Linked DNA regions of Homo sapiens: region 2 is linked to region 1. The links are chromatin contacts, found by Hi-C or POLR2A ChIA-PET in ENCODE. All regions are on one chromosome and are shown on one strand. The core of a region is the stretch at or near the end of the contact, and the rest is flanking DNA. Distances in the headings are between cores, read along the strand shown.

Region 1 (2,609 bases), core at 60-2,559:
TTTGCAGTAATACTGCCTTGTTATTCTTTACTCCACTGAGATGTTTGGGTGGAGAGAAACATAAATCTGGCCTGAGTGCACGTCCAGGCATAGTACTTTCCCTTGAACTTAATTATGATATAGATTCTTTTGCTCACATGTTTTTCATTGACCTTCTCCTTATTATCACCCTGCTCTCCTACTACATTCCTTTTTGCTGAAATAATGAAAATAATAATCAATAAAAACTGAGGAAACTCAGAGGCCGGTGCCGGTGCAGGCCCTTGGTGTGCTGAGTGCTGGTCCCCTGGACCCACTGTTGTTTCTTTATACTTTGTCTCTGTGTCTTATTTCTTTTCTCTGTCTCTCCTCCCACCCAACTAGAAATACCCACAGGTGTGGAGAGGCAGGCCACCCCTTCAAATATATAGGACCCAGAACCAGTCCATTGGGGAGGAAGCTTTCAAGGGACACATTTTGGCTGGGAAGGAGGACAGTGAAGCTCTCCAGCCAGGGAGGACGCCTGGCAGTCACAGTGATCTCGGAGGGGCCCTGCACACTTCCACCACTTCCGGTTCCTCGATTCCTCTCCACCACACCCATTTTCTGAGTTCTCCTGGGCACCAGGCACTGGAAGCCGTTCCTGCTCTCATTCCTCACCCCCCTTTTCTTCATTCTTCAGGGCACGACATTCTCCAACATGTTCACATCCCTCAATTTTCCTTCCCCACCTGTCTGGAGTCTGAAGCTCCAGGCACTGCAAGGATGTGAGTTGGGGACCTGTTTGTTCTCCCCGTTTTACTGGATCTTTCAGGGTCTCCATTGTCCAACTTACTAGGAGCCCTGAATGCTTGCCGACTCTACCCCATCTGCTCCATTCTGTGGGCTGTGTCCTCTCTCAAACCTCCCAGGTCTTTCAGGCCCAGGCCCCCTCCTCCACTTGCTTGTGCCCAGGCTCCTACCCAGCCTCTGCTAGGATCCAGTATTGTCAACAATAAATAGATCTCCTTGGAATCAGGGTAACTGGCAAGCTCGGTTGAAGGACGTATGAGAGGATGGAGGTGGAGAGTTCACTCTCCCAAAGTGCCCCTCACACACACACGCAATGGGGACAATGCCAGAGCCTGACCTTATTTCACAGCAAGCTGCCCAAATCTCACCTTGCTCAGTGCTGGACACTGAAAACACTGACCCTCCCAGTGAAAGCTGCTCTCCTCTGTTCTTAGTCCCCACGCCAGGCCACTCTGCATTCTGTACCCTTCCCCCAGGCTGGTGTCCCAGACCGTACTTTACCCAGAGAGCCCTGCCCTCAAACTCACTTCCTCTCCGGACAGGCTTTCTGCCTTAAGCTGCGCTTCTTCCTCGGTGGTAGCAGGAGGCCTTCCTCTCCCTCCTCCCTCTATGATTTCTTGCACCTAAATGAATCTAACCTTGCTCTCACCTTTGTCCCTTGTGCCCTAACTTCTGTTGACACCTTCATCTGGTGCCCCTGACATAACCCTGGGGCTCCTGAGCCCTGGGACATTTGTATCTAGACAACCACGAGCCTAACACCCTAAACAGACACAGGCATAGACACACACACACACACACACACACACACACCCAGCACCAAAGCTGCTCCTACCCCAGTCACACTGGAATTAGATGAAAACCCCAGGCTTTGGACTCCTTGGCTGTGAGGGTCTTCCTGGAAAGAGCCAGGTCCAGCTGCATTTTCTCATACCCTGAAATCGCACCACTACACCCCAGCCTGAGCAACAGAGCCAGACTCCATCATTTAAAAAAAAAAAAAAAGTACCCAAAAGAGTTCCAGAATAAGATAAAAATGGTTTACATACAATCTCGCTATCTGGGAATATAAAGTGCAGTTACTAAAAGCAGGGAATCTCTTTCCTGAAACTATTTCTAACTCTGTGAGGAGCTGCTAGATTCTACAGTGCCTGACAGACAGCTCTCAAGGGCCGTTTGGCTTGTGAATGGCATTTCCAAGGCAAACATCTTGTTTGAAAGCTGCTGCTCTGGTTAAAGAAGGGTCATGAAAGTCTTTTTTTTTTTCCAGTTATTTGGGTGAAGTATGTTTTTGCGAGCAAATTTACCTTTCCCTCTGCGTTCTCCACATTTTGGGTTGTGATTTTATGACAATATAGTTTGTATATTCAACTTATACATATTTATAGTGTTCAGTAAGAGCCTTTTAAAATAAAACAATTGAACACATTGGTTATTTTCACAAGACTCTAACCAAAATAGTATATTTTTAGGTAAAAACCCAGGAAAATTAACTCAAAAGTAGCCTATATGGCCGATGAATTCTTGCTGCATTTTATGCAAATTATCAGGCCAAGTGTAATAAGCCTAAAATTGATTTTGCACACAAATTGGTCTTACTGTAATTTCTCTTTAATAGGAAAAATAGGGGGCTACAGACCAACCAGGATCTTCATGAGGACCAGTGAGCACAGGAGTAGGAAAGGGGTCACTAGCATCACTGAGATGCAGGTGGTGGCCATTCCTCATAGAAAACGAGATTTTTGGGGAACCTCCCATAGTGCTGAGCTCCATAGTGCCCACGGGGATGACAGAATCTGAGAATGGCTGGGACCAGGACTTTTGTCATCAAAAGCCAG
Region 2 (2,609 bases), core at 82-2,581, 590 kb after region 1:
TGCCTGGGCCTCCCCCATCCCAGCCCTGACCCCTCTGCCTGGGCCTCCCCCATCCCAGCCCTGATCCCTCTGCCTGGACCTCCCCCATCCCAGCCCTGACCTGTCTGTACTGTCATTGGTGACAGGTCTGTCTTCTCCAATAAACTGGGAGCTCCAGGAGGACAGACCTGAGCTACCCTTTCCACTGTACTTCCAACACCCAACACAGAACTACTCAATAGATACATGTTGGTGGAGGACACACGGGTGCCCGCACACAATGGCGCATATAGGACAGCACACACCACCAAACCAAGACTCATGCCCATGGTCATGCCTACACAGCCACAAATGAAACAGGCATGAAGGGCTGAGTGCTTGCCATGTTCCAGGCACTGTGCTAAGCATGCTACATGTATTACCTCATTTAAGACTCCCATCAACACTGCTGAGTGATAGCCATCACCATACAGACATATACACATTCTACTAAATGAGCCAACAGCTATAAATCACCTTGTACAGTGCCTGGTGCACAATGTTCACTCAGCCAACTGACATTTGGTGGAGAAGGCATTTAATAAGCACACAAACAAACACATAATGAAATTCCCAGCAGTGATACGTGCCGTGAAGAAAAGATAAAGCAGGGTGAGGGGACTGAGAGTGACAGGATCAGTGCCAGTTTAGATGGGGAGGTCAGGGAAGGCTGCCCTGAGGAGGTGACATCTGAGGTGAATGAAGTGAAGAAGGGAGCCAGGCAATCATCACCCCACAATGCCACACACAACAGCCCCCTACACTCACAAGCACACAGCAGTCCCACTCAGAGCACTCAGAACTACTGCACACACACATGCACACGCACACCTGTACCAGATGTGCACACACACACTCAAAAGGGAATGACATCCCCCAAGTCCAGCAACTTGGCATTCCAATCCCTTTGCAGCCCTTATCCAAGGATTGCCCATGTCACCCACCCCACTGGTTCTCCACATGAGGGCCCGCTACCAACACCCAGCTCCCTCCCTCCCGTCCCCAGACCCTTCGGAACAGGGCAACAGAGAAGAGAAGATGTTGGAAGTTCCGGTGCCTGATGTGGAAAGAGAGGGCAAAGAGGAGCTGTGGGGGTTAGCGGGGACCCGGCATGGGAGAGAGGGAGTTGCTAGAGTACAGAGGAGAAGGACAATGGAGACAGCTGAGGAGGAGGGGCAGGCAGGGCCCGCAGAGCAAACCTAAATGTGCTGCCTGTCCTCTGAGCAGTGGCACAGGCACCAGCCCCCTTACCTGGAGCCCCCATGCTGGAGTGAACCATGCTGCCCGCCCCGCCAGGGCTGGGGGAACAACTGTGTCATCTCCCCACCCTCTCTGGGGGCCGAGCCCTCCCTGCCGGAAGTCACTCAGGGAGGAAACCACAGGGCCGGTCCGCCCCCTTCAGAAGGGAAAATACCCTGGCCCACAGACCCGCCCCGGCAGCCCGGCCCACCCCAAATCATGTGTGTGTGCTGGGGGGTGGGGGCTAGTGGGGCAGAGGATAAGCAGGCTGGAAGAGCCGACTCCTACGGCTGCGATCCAAGAGGTGCCTGCAACAGTTGCCCCCCGACTTCTGTCGCCCCCATGGAGGCAAACAAGTCTGGAACAGGGAATGGGGGTCTGGGAGAGAAGGTGGGTCCACAGCAGTAACAACAATAAAACACTAGCCAGCAGCTTATTGGAGAGAGGGCTTTGCCGATGCCTGACCCTGTGCCTCACTCTTGACAGGTGCCATCTCCAATGTGGTGGTCACTCTTATTTGCCCCATTTTACAGATGAAAAGACTGAGGATCAGAGAGGTGAGCAGTAGCTTTCCCAAAGGCCCAGAGCCAAGAAGCGTTGAAGCTTAAAAGCACGCCGCGGCAGGGAAGATCAAGCAAGCCCTGCGCCTATCTGCAGGTGAGCTGTTGGGTGCCACCATTGGGAGGAAGTGGTGCCCGTGGGCAGTGGTAGTGGGGACGGTGGGTCGGGGACTTGGCCTGGGGCTACAATAAGTCGCCGGCCAAATGCGGGCGCCCGAGGCGGCTCCAGTGGAGGGGAGCACCAGGTCCCCGGGCTGCCGGCTGGCTCTTCGCGCTGCGGCGCTCCCATTTCAGCGCTTCCCTCCGTGCCCGCCAGAGGGCGGCAGCGCCCAGCCAATGGGCCGGAGGGCGGGGCCGGCTGCGGAGAAGGGAGCCCCTCCCTCCGCTCCCCTCCCCAACACCCTCCCAACACCTCCGCTCGCACACCTGCGAGGGTCACACAAAGGCGCAGGACTCCCGGCGCACCGCAGCTCAGACAAAGGCGCGCCCGAGTCCGCTGCCCTCTTCCTCTTGGTGCCCGAGGTCTGAGGCTGTGGGGCTGCCTGGCGTCTCCAGACACCCCACATGCCCGCCTGGGCCCCGCAGGACATCCTGCGCCCCGTGGCTGGGGGGCCCCCTAAACCACAGGTGCATGCACAGACGCCTGGACTCACCCTCACACACACAAGTATTTCTACAGATGAACCCCAGCACTTCACACACACACACGTGTGCACACACACGTGCATGAACACATCTATGTGCACAGGCCCCAACACCAGCCCTCCCTGCTGACGATGGTCACTCCCATAT

The links. Hi-C counts contacts between places; a loop is a spot of excess contacts on that map. ChIA-PET counts read pairs that join two places held with the same protein, here RNA polymerase II (POLR2A). Pooled maps may share reads with other maps.
Region 2: a map with no recorded cell type shows a loop between it and region 1 (3-fold over the local background). The contact joins the promoter of POU2F2 here to the enhancer-like site in region 1. A Hi-C loop is called at or near these places in 4 of 37 single-sample maps with no recorded cell type and 5 of 50 pooled maps. POLR2A ChIA-PET finds 5 or more read pairs at or near these places in 1 of 52 experiments (A673).

Annotation. Positions count from the first base shown.
Region 1 is chr19:41,545,207-41,547,815 of GRCh38, forward strand. No RefSeq gene overlaps it. Among named protein-coding and RNA genes, the nearest start is that of LINC01480, 11 kb to the left of the region's middle. Within about 2 kb of position 1,310, at least 13 of the 41 ENCODE cell types and tissues checked have a DNase peak (open chromatin) inside an H3K27ac peak, as active enhancers do.
Region 2 is chr19:42,131,115-42,133,723 of GRCh38, forward strand. POU2F2 (POU class 2 homeobox 2) reads right to left here and starts at 1,332. Exons shown (of 15, transcript NM_001394376.1): 1 at 1,270-1,332. The coding sequence starts at 1,297. It overlaps LNROP (long non-coding regulator of POU2F2), which reads left to right and starts at 1,515. Exons shown (of 3, transcript NR_038332.1): 1 at 1,515-1,647; 2 at 1,791-1,914. MIR4323 (microRNA 4323) reads right to left here and starts at 2,399; the gene lies at 2,331-2,399. RefSeq lists a silencer at 2,014-2,273 and an enhancer at 2,554-2,603.